2 separate regions of the Homo sapiens genome follow, and region 1 is linked to region 2. A link is an interaction called in ENCODE POLR2A ChIA-PET data of the cell type or tissue named here. Cell type or tissue: HepG2. All regions are shown on one strand. Links, peaks and the distances in the headings refer to the core of each region. The heading gives the core; the rest is flanking DNA.

What was found. ChIA-PET counts read pairs that join two places held together with the same protein. Peaks named below come from ENCODE experiments on the same cell type or tissue, not always from the same donor. Only the 100,000 strongest peaks of a DNase experiment are listed, where the experiment ranks them.
Region 1: POLR2A ChIA-PET joins it to region 2 with 5 read pairs; 2 of 35 experiments call an interaction of 5 or more read pairs at or near these places.

Annotation. Positions count from the first base shown.
Region 1 is chr20:36,394,855-36,405,391 of GRCh38, forward strand. The region is part of intron 2 of DLGAP4 (DLG associated protein 4); the gene reads left to right. Among named protein-coding and RNA genes, the nearest start is that of DLGAP4, 94 kb to the left of the region's middle. In HepG2, for the core only: a CTCF peak has its summit at 5,021; a DNase peak (open chromatin) is centred at 5,027; H3K27me3 peaks cover 1,000 bases.
Region 2 is chr20:36,264,704-36,275,240 of GRCh38, forward strand. No RefSeq gene overlaps it. Among named protein-coding and RNA genes, the nearest start is that of AAR2, 33 kb to the left of the region's middle. RefSeq lists an enhancer at 6,215-7,414. In HepG2, for the core only: no CTCF peak of the experiment used is centred there; a DNase peak (open chromatin) is centred at 6,668; H3K4me3 peaks cover 1,225 bases; H3K27me3 peaks cover 626 bases.

The sequences.
Region 1 (10,537 bases), core at 1,992-6,991, 130 kb after region 2:
GAAAGAGAGGGCCCTAGCATGCCACTGCCTGGGCGGGCACCTGACTCCTCCACCCAGATTGTGCAACCTGGGGATAAAAATGCCTCACTGGGGGATTCAGAGGCTCTGCTGTGGCCCTCCAGGACCCTCCCTAGAGCTGCCCCCTCCTCTTTTAGCCTCCCCGTCGTTCTCTCTGCTCCAGCCACACCAGCCTCCTTGCACCAGTCCCTTCACCCAACACACACACACCAGCTGCACCTCCATTCCACATTCACCATTCCTCTACCAGGAATGCCCTTTCCCCAGGCATCCACAAGACCCACCCGTCACTTCTGCCCAAATATTGCTTTTGCAGAAAGACTTTCCTGACCCTATCACACTGCATTCTTCTTTACCTTCTCTAATTGGCTTCCAAGAAGGTATTGTTGCATGACATTATATTATATATTCATTTACCTGTTACCTGTCTCCCCAGCTAGAATGTAGGCTCTATGGGGGCAAGGACTGTCTTCTTTGCTGCTGTATCCGAGAGCTTTGAGTGCCTGGCACATAGTAGGAGCTCAGTATCCAAATATGTGTTCAATGAATGCGTGAACCTAAAGCACTTAGCCCAGAGCCTGGCCCTCAGCGGTCAGCAATGTAGTTATCACAGTCAGCACTGCCTTTTTTTTATTATTATTATTGAGATGGAGTCTTGCTCTGTCACCCAGGCTGGAGTGCAGTGGCGCAATCTTGGCTCACTGCAACCTCCGCCTCCCAGGTTCAAGTGATTCTCCTGCCTCAGCCTCCTGAGTAGCTGGGATTATAGGCACATGCCACCACACCTGGCTAATATTTATATTTTTAGTAGAGACAGGATTTCACCATGTTGACCCGGCTGGTCTCAAACTCCTGACCTCAGGTGATCCGCCCGCCTCGGCCTCCCAAAGTCCCGGACCTGGCCAGCACTGCCATTCTCGACCATGCTCAGAGCAGGGGTGTGGCAAACATTAGTCTCTGTGCTGGATGGTCACACATATTTGATCGCTTATGGCCCTCACCATCAAGTCCATGAGAGAGATGCAGTTATTACTCGTCTCATTTTCTGGATAAAGGCATGAGGCTTTAAGAAGTCCCAGAGGTCCCTGAGACTGGCTGGGCTGATTAGATTGAGGCCCAGGCCTGCCTGGTCCCAGCTTCCAAGGCCACACCAGCTCTGAGGAGCCCACCTGCACACACAGCAATCTTGGGAGGCCCATTGAAACAACATCATGGCAGTGGGGACTCTCGTCCACTGAGGAGGGAAGCACCACCTCCGGAAAGGCTGGAGCCCCAAGGTCTAGTCCGAGGTTGACATCCTCCTACTGGGTGACCTTGGGCCAGCATCTGCCCCTCAGCACCGCAGAAGTGCAGTGAGTGGGGTTACTTGACCGGCTTGAGACCTCTTCCAGATCTGGTGTTCCCACATCTAAGAGGATGATCATCCCAAACCCCTCACCCAGAACCCAGCACACACACACACACGCACACACACACACACATACCACACGCACATACACACACCCCACATACACACATGCCACATACACACACCACATACACACACACACACCACATACACACACCCACACACACACATCACATGCACACACACACATACACATCACACACACCACACACATGCACACCATACACACACACCACATACATACACGTGCACACACACGCACACACACACCACAGACACACACATACACACACCACATACACACACCAGACACACACACGCACGCATACACACCACAGACACAAACACATACACGCACACACCACACACACACACACCACACACATACCACATACACATACCATGAGGGATAGATGGAACTTTTGATCTTCCTCTGGGGTGATTCCAGGGGCCTATTGAAGACTTCTCACCCTGAAGGCAGCCCTACTTAGCCTCAGTTTCTCCATCCATAAAACACGAACCATAACGAGCCCTGCCTGCCCTCTCAGGGCGGTTGCATTCAAATGATTCAGAAGAGGGAGAGTGGTTTTTGAGAGCTGTGCCCTTTTAAAGAGTGACAACCCACCATGGAACAGGAAGTTGACCTGTGCCCCAGGGAGGAGTTTCTGGGAAGAAAAACCTTGAGGCACCTGAAGCTGCAGAGGAAGAACCATCTTTATTCCCATATTCCAGGCAGGTAAACTGAGGCTTAGATTTGAGACATGATTATCTCTAAGTGGTATGGAGCTGGTAACAAAAACATCAGTGGGGAAGAAGGTCCCTAAGGGGAAGGGCGGGTTCCCTTAACAGACACGCCTGACCTTGTAAGTTTCCCTGAGGCAGCCCTGTACTCCCTTGCCATGGAGTAAGGATCAGTACACATGGACTCGCCTGAGAGCTTGTTAGAAAATGTAAGTTCTGGGGTCTCACTCCATTTAGACTTGGGTGAGTCCTAATTCAGGGGTTCTGGGAACCCAACTTGAGAAACACTGACACAGAAACGAAATAGCGAGAAACCAAAGCTATTCTATCCAGAGCATGCATTCAACTGACATTCACTAACAGCCCTTCCGTGTCACGCCCTGGCCAGCCTGCAGGACCCAAAGATACTCCCCAGTGCCATAAGGGAGGCATATGTGGAAATTGGCAGGCACTCCCACCCTTCTCCCTTCTTTGGATTTATTTTGGTGTTTCTTTTCTAACTTTTGGAGTTGTTTATCATATTGCTTTTCAGTTTGTTTTTTTCTTTTCTTTTTTTAATATAAACACTGAAGACTATACGTCTCTAGATACAACTTTAGCTGCATCCCTCAAATTTTGATATATTGTATTGTCATTATCATTCATTTCTAAGTCTTTTCTCATTTTCCTTTTGGTTTCTTCCTCAGCCCACGAGTTATTTAGAAATAGATGTTTTTTAAATTTCAAACGTATGGGTAATTTTCAGTTATCTTTTGTTACTGCATTGTTTCTTTGGTATTCGTTGAGATTGGCTTTGCAGCTTAAAACTTGGCAAATTAGGCCAGGCATGGTGGCTTACGCCTGTAATCCCAGCACTTTGGGAGGATGAGGTGGGTGGATCACCTGAGGTCAGGAGTTCGAGACTAGCCTGGCCAACATGGTGAAACCCTGTCTCTACTAAAATACAAAAATTAGCCAGATGTGGTGGCGGGCGCCTGTAATCCCAGCTACTCAGGAGGCTGAGGCAAGAGAATCGCTTGAACCTGGGAGGCAGAGGTTGCGGTGAGCTGAGATTGTGCCATTGCACTCCAGCCTGGGCGACAAAAAAACTTTGCCAATTTTTGTAAATGTTACATATGTGTTTGAAAAAACACGTATTTGCTAATTTTGGGGTTCAAACTTTTCTCTGTTCTTGATGTCCAGTGACAATTCTGGTGTGTTAGAGAGAACCAAGGGCTGTCGGACCCAAGAGGAGATTCCTGATCCGGTCTGTGTGTCTCAGGGAAGGCCTTCTGGAGGAGTTACTACTTAAAGATGTAAGTGTTAGGCTAGGAGACAAGATGGGAAAAGCATTCCACCCAGAGGGAACAGCATGGGCAAAGGCATGGAGGTATGGAGTAACTCTTGGCAAAAATGGAAACACTGATAAAATTTGCTAGGAATCAGGGTGAGGTAAGATCAGTCTGGTGGAGGTGGCAGGGTCAAAGGAGTGATGTTTATGAGAGAAGATATTACTAACACAGCCGTAGAGAAGAGTACATCAGGTGGCAGGAGCTGTGGAAGCAATAATACCAGCCAAGATCCATTAAGCTCTTATTGCTTGCTAGGCACTATGCTGAATGTTCTATGTGATTGCCTCGTTTAACCCCCTTTAACAGCTCTGTGAGATAGATACCATTATCTCCATTTATAGATGAGGAAATGGAAACCAGAGAGGTTGAGTAACCTGCCCAAGGTCACACAGCTCCAAATGGTAGAGTCAGGATTGGAAGTCAGCCAGATACAGTCTGACTCTGGCTCCCACATTCTCAGCCACTATGCTGTGGTTCCTGGGTATGATGGGAGTTGCTGGAGAATAACGTGTGGCTGGCTGTGACTGGAGCTTGGATTACCTAATACACAGCAAGGCTGGCCAGGCGCGGTGGCTCACACCTGTAATCCCAGCACTTTGGGAGGCTGAGGCGGGTGGATCACTTGAGGTCAGCAGTTCAAGACCAGTCTGGGCAACAAGGCAAAACCCTGTGTCTACCAAAAATACAAAAATTAGCTAGGCATGGTGGTGCATATCTGTAATCCCAGCTACCTGGGAGCCTGAGGCACAAGAATTTCTTGAACCCAGGAGGCGGAGTTGCAGTGAGCCAGGAGGTTGCTGGAGGTTGCACTCTAGCCTGAGCAACAGAGTGAGACTCTGTCTCAAAAAACAAACAAACAACAACAACCAAGAAAACAAAAACAAAAACATAAAAAGCACAGGCTGGACAAGATGAGGGCTTTACATTCAAGAGAATTGGGTTCCAGTGCTGACTACTTCCTAGCTCTGTGGCCTTGGGCAAGTCACTTCCACCCGAAGAGCCTTGGTTTCCTTATCTATAAAATGAGACCCATGCCCTTGCTCTGCCTGCCTCACATTCTGTGTAAGAAAAAATAAGATCATGCCTGCTTTGCAATCTCTGAAGTGCTCTGCCTGTGTCTGTCATTGTTGGACCAACCCAGAGAGAGCTGGGAATGGCCAGCCAAGGGACAGAACTGCCTGCTGCCAGCACTGGGGAGCTATGGGTGGGCCTTGAGCTGGGGAGGGGCAGGGAAGCCTGGAGCCTTGAAAGTGAAGCTAAAGAACCTCGCAGACCCTTCAGTTAGCTCTGTCAAATTCTGTAAGTATTTGTAAGAGTTGAATGAGTTTCAACTTTGAGCCAAGTTTCAGCTCATGAGCTAATTCCAGTGGGTTGCATAGAGTGCAGATTCGAGGATTCCAGGCCTTATCCCATCAATGAGAACGTGAGGTTTCCATTAGTTATGTCTGCCACAGGTGTAGGAAATACAGCTGGTGGTGAGCTCTGAATCTGCTAGTCAGGCTGTAGTCCCGAGGCTCTCAAGGGCACAGCAGCGCCTCCCAGGGGCTATTTTTGTTACCACAGTAACTGAGCAGGGGCTACTAGCTTTTAGAGGGCAGGAAACTGGTAACATTCAGGCCAAACTTTCACAATGAAGAATTGTCCCAGCTGCGTTCCATGTGACTTTCAAATGTCCTGCCAGCCATTCCTGTAGGCAAAAATAACGAAACTGAAACAAACAAACAAAAAACCTGTTTGTAACTCCCTGATCCTGGACCCTCACTATATTTTGTATACAAGCTTGAAGTACCTTTTTACCCAGTTTTAATATACCAGGAATGTAACTGTCATGAATGCCAAAGAAAGGATGTGCTTCTTCTGTTGGTTCAGAATTTTACCAAGAGTTGGTCACCATTTTGGAAGGATCATCCCCTCTAGCTTGTGGTACCAGCGATATTTGAGCAGCTGATTCAACAGCACATCTTTCTCTGTCTGCATTTGTAACTGTCACAGATTCTGTGGGTAGGTGCTGGCATCTGATTCCTTCATTACGCCTTCTTGACGAGTTGTGTCCCAGCATTGTGCTTTACAATATGAGTCGTATTATAAATTACTTTCCTTTCACTTCTCCTTTATATTTCAGTTAGGGCATTGTATGTTTTTAAATTACGTGTGTAGGTAGGTAATATGATCTATGAATTTTATTTCAGGAGAATAAAAGGGGACATTACAAAATATTTTCTATAAAAATGGCATTTGGGGTCTGAGGGGGTTGGATGGGGTTGGGAACATTGCAGCCCAACTCCTTCCTTTCTGATGGGGAAACTGAGGCTGGGGGTGGGGAAGAGGCTTGCCTTTGTTCGTATGGAAAGTGGGAGGCAGAACTTGAAACATATACTTTAGGAAGATCTTTCGCACTCTGGAGTGGGGGGAATCTGGGGGCAGAAGACCAGTGACGTGCCTGGAACAGGGGAATGGGAGTGAAGGAGGGGGTGGCTGTGGCAATGGCGATGAAAACCAGGTGCGGAGTTTCGAGATGTTTTGGAGGCCACCAGGCAGCTGTCACCGGGCGCTGGGGGGCCAGCGGGGAATCAGAGGTGAGGGGCAATGTGCTTTCTTGAGGAATTCCCCCCTTTGCCGGAAAAACTGGCTTTCTGTGGCTGGGAACCTCAGAGGAAATCAGGCCATCCCACAGAGAGGCCAGTCAAACTCCTCCTGCCACCACCCCTCCTCCAGTCCCCCACCCGCCCAGCAACCAGAGACCTAACCTGGCCCCGGCCAATTGGGCAGCCTGAGGCCAAAACAGCACCCATCCAATCCTGGGCGGCAGAGGCTGCCGCTCCCTGAGAAAATGATATGCCTGTTCCGAGAAACCAAATATCCTACAATGAATCCAATTAGATTTCATAGGCACATGAGAACGCGATCCATCTTAAATGTCCTCTGCAAACCTCCAGCCACAGATAAATATTTTATTCCATTCCAAGCAGTCCCGGGCAGAATATCAATTAGCATCCAGCTGCCTCCCTGGCGGGTCCAGACAGTCCTGGCTGAGGAGGGGGCTCTGAGCTGAGAGGGGAGCCCCCAGTCTTTGCCACGTGCTGCTGCTTAGCCCTGGTGTCACCTCAGGCAGGCGGCTTTTCCCTCCCGGGCTGTGTGTCCTCACCTGCGGAATGGGTTTGCAACATTGCCCTTCCTGCTTCTCCCCCAGTGCCCTAGTGCTGAGCAAGGAAGTTCATGTTCACTCATCTGACAAACAGTCCCTCAGTAGCTGCTGGGTGCCAGCATCGTGGTTAGCGTTGGGGACACAGCCTTGAATAAGATAGGTCAGTCTCTCCCCTCTGGCAGAGCTCACAATCTGGGAAGAGGGCAGCAACAATAAGCACATAAATGAAGACCGCTTTTGACAGAGACGAGTTTTACAAAACACACAGGCTGCTGTGACAGAGAAAAAGAGGGAGCACCCACTGTAGACTGAAGGATCAGGGAAGGCCTCCCTGAGGAGGTGACGTCTGTGCCAAGACCTGAATCGGGAAAAGTATTCTAGAAAGAGGTACAGCCAATGTGAACGCCCTGAGGGAGGAAAGTGCTTGGTGAGTTGAAGGATCTGGCAAACCAGTGTGGCTGGAGCCGAGTGAATGACTAGGAGCGGGGTGTGAGAGAAAGCTGGAGACAGTGGCAGGGCCAGGGTTGGGGGTGTCAGTTCATGCTACATCTGTGTTCAGTAGATGAATTGTGAAACCATTTACAACTGCAAATGAGCAGGGCCAGGAAGACACATGTCATGCCAGTGGGAGGGCCCCCAAGTCAGCGCAGATGCAAACCTGGCCCCAGGTTCCGTGCTAGGGCTCTACTGATGGGAATAGGCTGACAAAAAGGAACTACCTGTTACTCAGGATATCCCTCAACCTGGTCAGAGTCATTTGGGGTTCAAAACTCATCTCTACCACTTACCAACTGGGCAAGTCACTTTGCTTCTCTGGACTCAGTTTCCTCCTCTATAAAAGAAAAGGCATAATCTCACCTACACTTTGGGTCTGTTAAATGGGCTAATGCGTGTCAAGTGTCTGTTGGATCATATGTGCCTCATGAATGAAATAGTTGCTGTTACTACTGCTATCATCATCATTACAGTAATTCAGGCAGTGGCTCATGCCTGTCATCCCAGCACTTTGGGAGATCAAGATGGGAAGATTGCTTGAACCCAGGGGTTCAAGACCAGCCTGGGCAGCACAGTGAGACCCTGTCTCTACAAAATATTAAAAAATTAGCTGGACATGGTGGTGCATGCCAGTAGTCCCAGCTACTTGGGAGGCTGAGGCAGGAGGATTTCTTGAGCCCAGGAATTCCAAGCTGTAGTGGCTATGATCACAAACTCCAGCCTGGGTGATAGGGCAAGACCCTGTCTCATAAAAAAAAATTTTTTTTTATTAAATACAGTAATTCATTTACTCCTCCTAGTCACCCTCTGTTACTACCTTCATCTTAACAATGGCTCAGAGAGGGGAAGCAACATACTCAAAGTTCACACAGATGGTGGAGGAATTGGGCTTTTAGCCTGGGTGTGTTGGATTCTGTAGCTGGTATTACTTCCTCTTTGCCACTCAACTCTGTGATAATCTAGTACATGGCTTAAAGAGAGCACAGAATGAGTAGAAACCTAGAGCCTTGTCCTCTGAGAAAAGAGGACAGAAAGAGGGGTGGATTTGCCCAAGGCTGTGTAGCTGGCAGAAGAAGAGACAGCCAGAGCGGATATGTCTTAGTCCATTTTGTGCTACTGTAACAGAATACCACAGGCTGGGTAATGTATAATGAACAGAAATGAATTGGCTCACAGTTCTGGAGGCTGGGAAGTCCAAGTCAAGGTGCTGGCATCTGGCGAGGGCCTTCTTGCTATGTCATAACATGGTGGAAGGCATCACATGGCAGAAGGTCAAAGAGAGAGAGAAACAATGGAAAGAGGAGGTGAACCCACTCCTGCAATATCATTCATGAGACAGAGCCCTCATGACCTAAACACATCTTTAAAGTCCCACCTCCCAAGACTGTCACAATGGCAATTAAATTTCAACATGAGTTTTAGAGAGGACGAACAGTCAGACCATAGCAGAATGCAATCCCTGCATGGCCAACCAAGGGCAAAGGGAGCTTGTGTTACCTATAATCCCAGAGGGCAAAGCTGGGGCCAAAGAAGAAACCTCAAGGAGACCGATAGTCTGAGCTGCCCAGTGGTAGAACAGACTGCTTTGTGAGGTAGTAATTTGCCCATTTCTGGAAGTATACAAGCAAACTCAACGTGTTTCCAGAGGAAATTTGTATTGCTTATCTATTGCTGCAAAACAACTTTAGCAGCCTAAAACAACACTAAACACATGTTATCACACAGTTTCTGTGGATCAAGAATTTAGGACCAGCTTAGCTAGGTGGTCTTGGCTCAGGGATCTCTCATTAGGTTGCAGTCAGGATGTCAGCTAGGGCTGCAGCCATCTGAAGGCTTGACTTGGGCTGGAAGATTTGCTTCCAAGCTCACTTATAGGGCTGATGGCAGGAGGCCACGTGGACCACTCCATAGGGCTGCTTGAGTGCCTTTGTAACACAGTAGATGTCTTCCCCCAGAGCAAGAGATCCAAAACAGCAAGTTGGAAACTGCAGTATCTTTCATAGTCTAGCTCTGAAAGTCACATACTGTCATTTCCACAGTATCCTGTTAGTTACCCGGGTCAACCCTAGTCAGTATGGGAGGAGACCGACCATTCAAGGCTGTGAATACCAGGAGACGAGACTCATCAGGGGACACCTTGGAGGCTGGCTATCACAAATTGGACTATGAAATCTTGACTGTACCTTCCAGTGTCAGATGTCCACTCTAAACCTCAGTTTCCCCATCTGTACAATGGAGGTTGGATTTGGTGATTCCTAAGAGTTCCTGTAGGTCTATGGTAGGGTGAACTCAGGGTCAGTGTGTCAGGCCAGCTGCAGAGCTCCAGGTGGTGGAACTCAGGGGAAGGGCATGCCAGAGGGGGACACAGAGGCCTGTGGTCACCCCCAAAGTCCATGAGAGGCACCAATGCAGGCTGCAGGCTGTTCCCCTAGAAGGTACCATCCCCAGGCACTAGACCACCTCATTGTAAAGGAGGCGTCTCAAGCAGATAAGCTGTGACTGGCACATCCCTCCACTCCTGAAAAATCCCACATAGATTAGATCCTATTTCATCCATCTCCCCTTCCAGCGAGCTTTTTCTGAAAGCTCCTCTACGAGAGACCGTGAATGAGGGGGTGGAATGGAATGCGGGGAGCAGAGAGGATGGGCATGCATAGATGGTGTTTCTGTGTGTGACATCAGTCTTCCCCACAAGACAGCTCTCTTAGTGAGCACTGGCCTAGCCCACGGGAGATGTTTACAAATATTTGTTGGTTGGATGAATGAATGAATGAATGAATGAATGAATGAATGAAGCAGAGACAAAAATGAGTAAGCTGCCATTGCAGCTTGTGCAGAGCCCACCAGTCCCATGGGGACCCTCATTCCAGTACAGAGTGCAGATGATCTAGCAGCCTCTGCACGGTTCAGAGCCTCCTGGAGGGAGGCAGCTGCGGTCGAGGGGGTAGTTGAGGAGCGGGTCAGGGAGGGCCTCTGGAGGAGGCGGTGTGCGCTGGGCCTTGCTGCAGACCTGGGGGAGGAGAAGGCCAATCAAGGCAGAGGAAACGCACAAATAGCCAGGAGGGAGTGTGTCCTGGGAAGAGCGAATGGCATGGGCTAGAGATGCTGCCACAGAAGTGGGCAAGGGCAGGTTGCCAAAGGCCTTGAATACCAGGGAAGCAGGGCAGCCGGGGGAGGCCCCTTAGTCTAGGAAGAGGAGGTTGGAGTCAGGAAGATGTGGATAGTGGTTAAGAGTATGGACTCTGGATTTAAACGGCCTGGGTTCAAATCCCATCTCTGTAACCTTGGGCAAATTACTTATTCTCAGTGTCTCAGTCTCCTCGTCAGCAAAATGGAGATGCTGCTAGCAGCCAACTGTCTCAAGGGGCTGTTGAGGGTGAAAGTGAGTTAACATACGTA
Region 2 (10,537 bases), core at 3,759-8,758:
CCCATTATGAAAGGTTTTTGCTAAAGAATCCTGATTCACCCCTGCATTGCAATGCTTTGGACTTCATTGTCTGCCCCCCTGTAAAACTCCTAAGATGTCAAAGCTGAAAGGGGCTTTAGAGACCACAGTCTCATCCTGCAGTTGGTGAAACGAAGGGAAAGAACTTGTCCAAGGTCACGTGGTGCATCGTTTCCTGCTCAAAAAAGAAAAAGCTTGAACTCACTGCCCAGCAGCCCGGACGGCGCTGTGGCCTCTGCGATGGCATTGCAGTGCTTAGTGGCTATTGATCTGTTGTTTTGGATGTGTTACCCAGACAGGATTGCCACCACCACACAAGCGCATGTGCAGCCCAGGGAGAGCTCTAGGGCTGGGCCAGAGCGGGGGTGGGTAGGGCATCGTTGCTGCTGCTTCAGCCCCTGTCGGGAGAGAATGAGAAAATGGTGGTGAACAAGACCTTGCTGGCATTTGCTGACACTCACCATGGGCCACGCGCCATGTTAAATGGGCGCAGTAGCTTTACATTTGTTCTCAGCCTTGCGGCGTCCCTATGAAGTAGGTGCTACGGGAATCCCTGTTCTATCAGCAGGAAAACAGGAACTTCCCAATGGTCACACTGCGATTGAGCCACGCACTTGGACTAACCAGGGTCAGCCTGACTCCAGAGCCTGATTCTTGTACCAAGGAGGGGGCAAAATCAGGCAGGACACATGGATGAGTGGAGGCCCATGCGAGGACTGTGGGAGAGTGTGCCTTGGCTCCCCAGCTCCGGCCCAGGGCAACCAATTCAAGGCAGACTTGTCAGAGCTTCCAGTTTTTCAAGAGAAGCCGGAAATCTGGACTTTTATGTGAAATGTCTCATTTTTAAATGTTGGCAAAGAAATTCAGATTAAAACACACACACACACACACACACACACACACACACACACACACACACAGTGCAAGGGAACCCAAACCACATTTGCAAGCCAGCGGATTGCAACTTTTCGACTTTACTATACTCTTTCTGTGGCTGGAGGAAGCTGTTCTAACCCACAGGACTCTGTCCATCACCTGGCAGGAGAGGGGACCTACCTCGATGTGGTTAGGATGCCACCCTGCCTTGCTCACACTCACTCATTTCTAAGTGTGTGTCAGAGGCCAGCGAATTCCAGAAGCAGGGATTGGGCAGGGCGGGCGGTGGGGCATGCGTGCTTGCCAGGGAGGGCCAGGAGCACAGAAGAAGCCTCCTTATCCAATGTTACAGGTGAGGAAATTGAGACCAAGTGAGGCCGTATAAACAGCTGGGTCCCCGGTGACTCATGGAAAGAGCTGCTGGAACCGGGTGCAAGGTCTTCCTGAGCCATAAGTATGGTCCTCTGAGGACACATTACCCTGCTGTTGGCCTTTTTGGCTGGTAGAGGAGACACTTGGATTCTGGGATGTGGCAGATCCCAGCCTTGCCCATGATAAGGATAATAAGGAAGTCACTGATAGTCTATGAGCCCCAGTTTCTTCATCTGTAAAATGGGCATCTCCTCTGTAAAACAGAGGCATTGGCTCTGCCCCATGCCAATGTAAAACTATGGCACCCAGTCCCAGAGGGGTAGGGGTGACATTCCTCTCCTCCAGGAGCAGGGGACTGAGCCAAAGATACCTGCAGCCCACTCTGCGGTGCCTCTGGGGCTGGGACTGTTCTGGGCACGTGCTGAGTTATGATGACACATCCAGAGCTGAGTCTGTCTCTCCCACCTGCCCAATCCTCTGGGGCAGGAGTGGGGGTCGGGAAGGTGAGGGGCGGCTTCACTTCCAGGTCACCATCCCTCAGCCCTGGGCCTGACACAGAGAAGAATGAGCGGGAGGATGGATGAACAGCATCATAACAGCAGTTCTCGTCCACACCCCCCAACCCGTGTGCCAAGCTCTTAGCTCACGCCATCCTTCAGCCCAGCAGAATCTTGTGCTGGGGGTGGAGCCGCAGCCCTGCCCTCATCCATTCATCACGCGTATGCACCCCTTCTTTTCAGGCAGTGGCTCCCAACTCTCCCCAGGGCTCAGAGTTGCCCCCGAGACCCTGACCCAGGCCCAGCCAGGGCAGCTATCCCCAAACTTCCATGGGACACTTGGTGTCAGCTGCCTCCCCCCATCCTTGGCCTGGTGGGACCTAGGGGCTCTCAGCTACCCAGCCAGGAGATCGGCCCCCAGCAGAATGGCCCTACCTCAGCCTGTCTGTGTCTTTGAGGGTTCTCAGCGCTTCACCTGGCCTCAGAAACTACCTCTCAGCCTGAGGGTCCCTACAAGGCTTTGGACTGATGCCCCCTGCCTCAGCATAAATGGTCAAGGTTGAGCCTTATGGCCCCCAGAAGGCAGGGCTGAGATCCATAGGGTGAAGCCATGGGAGGCAGATGGAAAACCTTAGTGTGAGGCACAACTTACCATCAAAGCTGCCTACAATGGAATGGGCTTTTTTTAAGAGGTGAGTTTTCTGTTCCCAGAGATTTGGAAGTAAAACCTGCAGCCAATGGGGCTAACACACATCCATTAGGACAGCGGCCTCATTAAATGACTGTGAGGTTCCCTTCCAGTTCTTAGACCACGAATCTCCTTTCTAGGGTTTTTCTTCCCAGTCCACCCCCTAAGACAGACACAGGCCTTCGCAGGCCTGATTCAGGGTGGAGGAAGGGGAGTCCCAGGCTGAAGGCGAGTTGTTTGCAACCCACAGCTGGGCTCAGGAGCAGGGATGCTGCAACCCAGCTGCCTTTCTGCAGGGCCTTCACCTGTCCTCCAAGGACCAAGGCCAAGGCTGATATGAGCCCCCCATCTGGCCCAAGAGGTTCCCACAATGGTCCTGGGTGGTGGGTCCTGCCACTGGGTAGGTGTGGGAGCTGGGGGTTGCAGGTTCAACTTGGCAAAATGTCAGGACACCCACGGGGGCAGGCAGCTTTTCAGGGGCCCAAGGCCATGGAGCTCCAAAGGAGGGCAGCAGGGAGCACGCAGATAACTGTCCCCACCCAGCTCCCCTCCCACAGGCTCCACGGATCGCACTCTGTCTCTCTCGCATGCTCCAGGAGAGACACGGCAGCACACACACAGGCAGACACAACCAGCACCCACATCTGAGCGCTCACACACAGATGCGTGTGCGTCGTGCAGAGACGCCCACACGGAGACACAGATACACACCCTCCCGGAGCCACACAGATGACACCCACGTGCACGCGGGCACAAACACAGGCCCTACCTACTTGCAAACCAACTCCACCTCCAGCATGGCCACCCTGGCTGGGGAAGGAAGGCCGGCCGGGTGGGTGCCCTGGATCAGCCTCCTTGCCGTGGGAGTCCTGATCATCTGGAAGCTATGGCCTGCCCCGCCCATTGGAGGTCTGCAGGGCCAGGGGCTGCCCAGAGGCAACAGAGTAGTTCCACAGGGCCCTGGGGTCAGCTGATCTGGCTCTGGTCTCAGCTTTCCCACCTTCTGGCTCTGTGACCTGGGCAAGTCACTGGACCTCGCTGAGCTTCAGCGTCCTCATCTGGAAAACAGGCATAACATAGTGCCAACCCCCTGAGTCCTATGATCTCTGTAGCCCCCAGGCCTGGAATATCCTAGACGTTCAGTAAACAGAGACTGTTTCTGTCACCCCAGGGCGGGGGCTCCATTGGCAAATGGCCACTCACCCATTGCAGCCTGGCATTTGGTGAGTGCACCATATTCGTGAGCTATTATTTTCATGTCTACTTCAAGGGGCTACCTGGGGTCTGAACTTTACTTGTGGGGACCCAGGATGTAAGCCTCCATGTCCAGACTGGCAAAGAGAACCCCATTCCCCTGGCAAAGGTAGGGCTCAGCTAGGTAGTCTTAAACAATAAGCAGCCACTCAGCTAGAACTTAGACTGGAATATTCGCAATTTAATACCATGGCATTCCAGACCACAGCTGCAAAAAACAGAGGCTCTTGCCAGTGTGTTTTAGACTCTCAAAGATCTTGAAGCACAAATCTCGAATGTCAGAGCTGTACAGAGGCCTTGGAGACATCTAGTCCAGCTGTCTTGCTCCTAAAACGGAATCCCAGAAGCATGGAGCCTCAAAGAACTTTGAGTCCATTCCAGACCAGTTGGACAGAAATTGGGAACTGAGGCCCAGAGAGGGTGAGCCACTGAGCATGGTTGCACAGTGAGTTAGTGGAAGTGTTGAGACCAGACCCCTGGTCCCGGCTTCATAGCAAGTTTAGATTCAGCCCCTCTATGGAGGCCTGGAGGAAGGAAGGCAGAAGAAGAAACATTTGGGCCAAAGTGAGGATTTTCTGGAGAACTGTTTTCGAAAAATCAAACCAAAAAGAAAAATGGGAAAAAGGTGCTGGCTTCCCCTTATTTTCTGCCTGTCTTCCTCTGGGCACTCTCTCTCTCTGCAGCTCTCAGCCGGTTCCAGCTCTGCTCACAAGCTGCTTCCAGCCGCCCACGGGCTTCCTAAAATGGTCTCTGCAAGCTAATTCCAGAGGATGAATGGCAGAGAGCAGGCCTGCAGGGAGCTGGTGGGGGGGGGGGGCGGGGGGGGGGCTTCCTTAGCCAGTGCAGGTGCAGACAGACGCCACATTGGTGTTGGACCAGCTGCCCCCAACCCCAACCCCCTCCTTAGGTGCTTCCATGGCCCCCAGCTGCCAGGACCAGGGGGCCCAGCTTTCACCTCTCACTGCCTGACCTCTTGGAATAGGTTATTTTTCCTTCTTAAAGAATTAATTTTTAAAATTATGTAATAATACATATGTATCATCAAATAATCAGGAAAGTATAAAGAAGAAAATTAAGATCACCTGTAATCAGCTCCTCTAAATGAAACAACTATTAACAATTAAGCATATATCCTTTCAGTCTTAGGACTCAGCACATATTACAGACAGAGGGGCTGATTCAGTACATAATGTTCTAAGTCCTGTTCTTTTCTTCCAATCATATATTCACAAGCATCTTTCTAGTCAACATTTGCACTTCCACAGCATGATTTTTAGTGGCTGCATGGCACCTTGCATATGACTACACCACGCTTTGCTCAACCAATCCCCAATGCCCAGCGTTTTAGCTTGTGTCCATTTCTCCCCTGTGAGAAACAGTACATGGTTTATTCTTGTAGTTACCTCTTTGTAATCAACCTAGTTATTTCCTTAGGACACCTTCCTGGAATTGGAATTACTGGCCAAAGGGTTTATACTTTTTTAAAAAGATAAAATGCAAAATTATAATACTATCCTCCCTTCCTATAATGAATGTGTAATAATTAGGTAATAAATAAAAATTAGAAAATATAGATAAAGAAAAATAAGAGAAAAAAATCATAACTTTCCCCAAATCTTACTACCAAGATATGGTTAAGAATTTTGCTGGAAAGCATCTAGACTTTTTTGTATGTGTGTGCACGCATATAATGGGATTATACTATACAGGCTGTTTTGTAAAACTGATCATTTGTTTCTTTCTTTTTTTTTTTTTTTTTTTTTGAGACAGAGTCTCGCTCTGTCGCTCAGGCCAGAGTGCAGTGGCGCAATCTCGGCTCACTGCAACCTCCGCCTCATGGGTTCATGCCATTCTCCTGCCTCAGCCTCCTGAGTAGCTGGGACTACAGGGACCCGCCATCAGGCTCCGCTAATTTTTTGTATTTTTAGTAGAGACGGGGTTTCACCGTGCTAGCCAGGATGGTCTCGATCTCCTGATCTTGTTTTCCACCCACTTCGGCCTCCCAAAGTGCTGGGATTACAGGCGTGAGTCACCGCACCTGGCCAAAACTGATCATTTGTTCATGTCAATACATAAATTTACATTCACAGTGTCACTTTCTTTCTTTTTTTTTTTTTTTTTTAGAGACAGAGTCTCGCTGTGTCACCCAGACTGAAGTGCAGTGACTTAATCATAGCTCGCTGCAGCCTTGAACTCCTGGGCTCATACGATCCACCCACCTCAGCCTCCAGAGTAGCTGGGACTACAGGAAGATATCATCACACCCGGCTAATTAACAACAACAAAAAAAATTGTAGGGATAAAGTCTTTCTATGTTGCCCAGGCTGGTCTTGAACTCCTAGCCTCAAGCAATCCTCCCACTTTGGCCTCTCAAAATGTTGGGATTACAGGCGTGAGTCGCCACACCCGGCCCACGGCATCACTTTTATCTGCCACAGCATATTTCATTCTGTGTTTATACCTTGGTATAACCACTCTCCTGTTTTGGGGAACTAGGTTTCTGGTTTTGCTCCAGTATAAATAGCTCTGTAATGAACATGCTTGGAAAAGCAGCTTTGCTTCTTGTCCATATGCGTTCGTAGGCTCTGTGGTAGTAGAATTGCTGGGTCAAGGGTTTTTGTTGTTGTTTGTTGGTTGGTTTTTGTTTTTTGTTTGTTTTTGCTGTTGATATCACATCGTTTCTGACTGGAAGTCTAAACAGCAAACCAGCACGCAGGCTCCACCGAGTTCCACAGACGTCTACGGGAAGGGCCCAGAATCTGTAGAACCAGGCAGGAGCTTGTGCTGCATTTCCTGCTTTCCAGGCTGATTGCTTAGAGAAAGGCCTTGGCCTTGAATGGGGCCTTTGCCCAGGAAGCCTCCTCTGTGCCCAGGAAGCCGGGATCAAAATTAGCCCCCCCGGAAGCCAGGAGCACACAAGCTGGTTCCTGCTGGCTCTCTCCAGCCTACTTCCTGCATACCCGATACCTCACGTGCCCTCTTCCTGTCTCCAGATCCCACTCACCTGAGACCATGCACAGAGGGAGAATGAATGTGACGTGTTACAAAGTCCTCATTGTTCTGAGGAGGGGAGAGATGCAGCCAGGGCAGGCAGCCTCGAGACTGGGCAGGTGTGAGCCCGGGCGGTGGGTCTCAGAGGTGCATGGAGGGTCAGCCTGGAGAGGACAGAATGCGGGGCCAACCCACAGGACAAGGCCCAGAGCAGGAAGGGCCTGGAGCCTGCAGAAGGCAACAAGGAGAACAAGCCCGCAGAAGGACAGGGAGGGCCTGCCCAGAGCTTCCGAGGGTGCTGACGGCCAGGCCGGCCTGGACACCGTCTTGTCTCTCTCCATCCTTCACTGCGCTGCTCTGCTCTCTGCGATCTCACTCCATTCAGAGTTGGGAAAGGAAAGATCCATCTGAGGAAAAGGTGAGCTGAGAACTAACCAGAAAGAGAGGGAGGGAACGGGCGAGGGAGGGAGAGAGAAAGGAAGAAACAGAGAAGGGAGGAGAGGCCACCACCCAAAAGAGGAAGCCATGCCATCCAGGTCTCCTGATTGACCAGCACAGGTTTAAGTGAAGACCTTCCCTGTGGTCAGCTCAGCAGTGGCTGCAAGCCAGGCTAGGTGGCTCAGGTCTGTAATCCCAGCACTTTGGGAGGCCAAGGCAGGCGGATTGCCTGAGGCCAGGAGTTTGAGACCAGCTTAGGCAACACAGTGAGACCCTGTCTCTACAAAAAAATTTTAAAAAATTAGCTGGGTGTGGTGGTGCGTGCCTGTAGTTCCAGCTACTCGGGAGACTGAAGTGGGAGGATCGCTTGAGCCTGGAGTTAAAGGTTGCAATGAGCCGTGATCGCGCCACTGCACTCCAGCCTGGGTGACAGAGACCAAGTCTCAAAAATTAAAATAACAATAATAGTAAGAGGCTGCAACAGACCTTCAAGCTGGGAGAGCAGGTTTTCAGGCAGCTCAGGACCACAATCCCGGTTCTAAAAAGTGCGTGCAGGCACGTCTGACAACAAGACAGCCATGCAGGTCTGGGCGCCAGCTAAGAGAGGAGGGTCCCACATTAGGTTCAGCCATTTCAGCTTCTTTCCACTCTTGCCTGGCATTGAATTCCCGTATTTATTAATCCCCTCTAGAGCACAAGTGAGCCCATCCTTGTGAGATGAGGGAAAGCATCAGGGCTGTCCTGTGCAAACCCAGTGCAGCACAGTGCCCAGGCCATGTGCTTCGACACTATGGGCAGCTGCCGAGGAGACATCTCTTTGAGCAAAGTCTCTCTGTTCATCACCCTCCCCCTCCCCAGTTCCCTTTTTGTCACTTGATTCAGGTGGGATTCACCTCTCCGTGGCCTCTCCTCTCTTTCCTTCCCCACCTCTGCACTCTGGGCCTGCTGGGAACGGAGGAGAGATGGGTGGGCCATGGTGTGCTTCGTTCACAAACACCCACCCAGCACCCAGATGTGACTGGGGGAGGCTGGGTGGGCAATGACCTGTGAGCCTGTAGGCCACCCCCTTTCACCCAGGGGACAGCTTCTGGGAGCCTGAGGTCGGGGGTCTTGGAGAAAGAATAGAAGCACACCCTTGGCTCCTTCAGGTGGGGGTTGGGTGGAGTGGAGAGCAGGGCTCTTGCCTGAACAGTAATATCATAAAACTGTGAAGAGCTGGCCGGGCATGGTGGCTCACACCTGTAATCCCAGCACTGTGGGAGGCTGAGATGGGCGGATCACTGAGGTCAGGAGTTCGAGACCAGCTTGGCCAACATGGCAAAACTCCGTCTCTATAAAAAATACGAAAATTAGCCAGGCATGGTGGCGCACTCCTGTAATCCCAGCTCCACAGGAGACTGAGGTAGGAGAATCACTTGAACCCGGGAGGCAGAGGTTGCAGTGAGCCGAGATCGTGCCACTGCCCTCCAGCCTGGGAGACAGAACGAGATTCCATCTCAAACAAACAAGCAAACAAAAAAAACAAAAAACACAAAATACTGTGATGAGTTGACATTTAAGTGCGATCAGTATGCGCCTGGAACTGTCGAGCTGGTACCTTACTTATGGTCATAGGAGGTGGGTGCCGTCATCATCCCCATTTTATAGATGGAGGAAACAAGGTGCAGAGGTTGAGTAACTGGCCCAAGATCTCACAACCAGCAGGTGGCAGAGCTGGATTTGGAGCCTGTGATTGTCCCACCCAGCTAAAGTCTAATCAGGCTTTCTGTCCTCCAAGCTCTGAGAAGCCATCCTCGGCTTCCCAGAACCTTTCTTTCCTTGGTCTGAGCTCCCGACCCACCCCCTGTCTGGACTGGAGAGAGGAAGTCTGGAAGCCACCCAGTCTCCATCCAGTAAGAACACGCTCCTGCCCACTGTGGCCCCAGTGCCTACACAAGTGCCTGCAATATAGTAGCTGCTCAATAAAGATTTGCTGAACAAGGGCCAGGCTTGGTGGCATATGCCTGTAATCCCAGCTACACAGGAGGCTGAGGCAGGAGGATCACTTGAGCCCAGAAGTTTGAGACCACACATTGAGACCCCATCTCAAAAATAAAAAAGTTTGCTGAACAAGCTCTGCCCTGTGTAGCTGGTGCTGGGACTCACAGCGGGCCTGCAGCAGTCAAGAGAGAGGTCTGGAGCCAGGCTGCCCTGTCCGGTCCCAGCTGTGTGTTGCTGGGCGAGTCGCCGCATACCTCTGGGCTGCACTTCTCTGCCTGTAGAAAGAGAGATTCCCCAGTGCCTGCCTCCCTTTGTGGGGCCCTGAACAAACGCTCCATGGAGACGTAGCTGCTGTTATTATTGCTGCCATTACCCAGGGACACCATCTGTATTCGACCCTGGGGCTGGCAGAACGTGGTTCTCTCCCCCACTGCCCCTCTCCTGATGCTACTGGAAGCCTGCGGGGGTGTGGGGAGCCTGGCCTGGCCCAGGTCCTCTCCTCACCCGTGTCAGGAAAGAGACCCTGTCTGCACCTGTCCCCAGCCCCAGCCCCAGCCCAGCTGCTATTCTTAGTCCCTCCCCATTTCCCTCATCTCTAGGCATTTTCCCTCCTAAACTTGCTCTGCGTTTCCATAGGAACCAGGGGAGGGTGGAGATGGGGAGAGGGTCCTCCCCCACGGAAGGGAACTTCATTTGGGGCTGTTTGGGAGCGGCTGGCAGTGCCTGGTGGAACTTCCCCCACTGTGCCTCTCCCCTCCTCCCCAGACCCCTCCTTGAACAGCCTGTTCCTCCGACCGTTATTTTTAATGCATTTATCCTGCCGCTTAATTTATCCCGCATTGTGATCAGATTTAGCTGAGAGCGCTCCGCAGCCCGGCCTGCCTGCATATTCATGAGTCGGTTCATTCATGCCGCCCCCAGAATGCCGGGCAATAGTGGGCAGTGCGCTGCCTGGTCCCCGGGTCCCACCTGCTGCAAGGGCAACCGGGGGTCAGAGGTCAAGGGCCCAGGCTGCAGCCAGAGAGCGGTTGTAGGGTACAGCACCTGTGGGTAGGGGGTGGGGGGTGTCCCTAGGTGGAGGCTCTGGAGCCAAACTGTGCTAACATCTTTCTCTGCCATTGCTGATAAAATCACTTCACTTCTCAGTTTACTCATCTGCAAAAGGGGAAAATAATGTCCCCTGCCCTGGGTCACTGGAAGATTAAGAGAATACACATAAATGATCACAGTGGGTATTCAGTGTAGCTCCCTGTTGTCATTGTCGTTCCTGCTGAGCAGTGGTTCATCGTGGCTCTGGTTCCTGGAGAAACGGGGTGGTGGGCTGGGGCATGAGTCTCCTCTGGTGATGAGGCTGTGGGCTATTTCTGTCCAGCCTTTGCTGACTGTGATACGAGCTCCTCCCCTCAAGTGAGGGTCAGGAGGG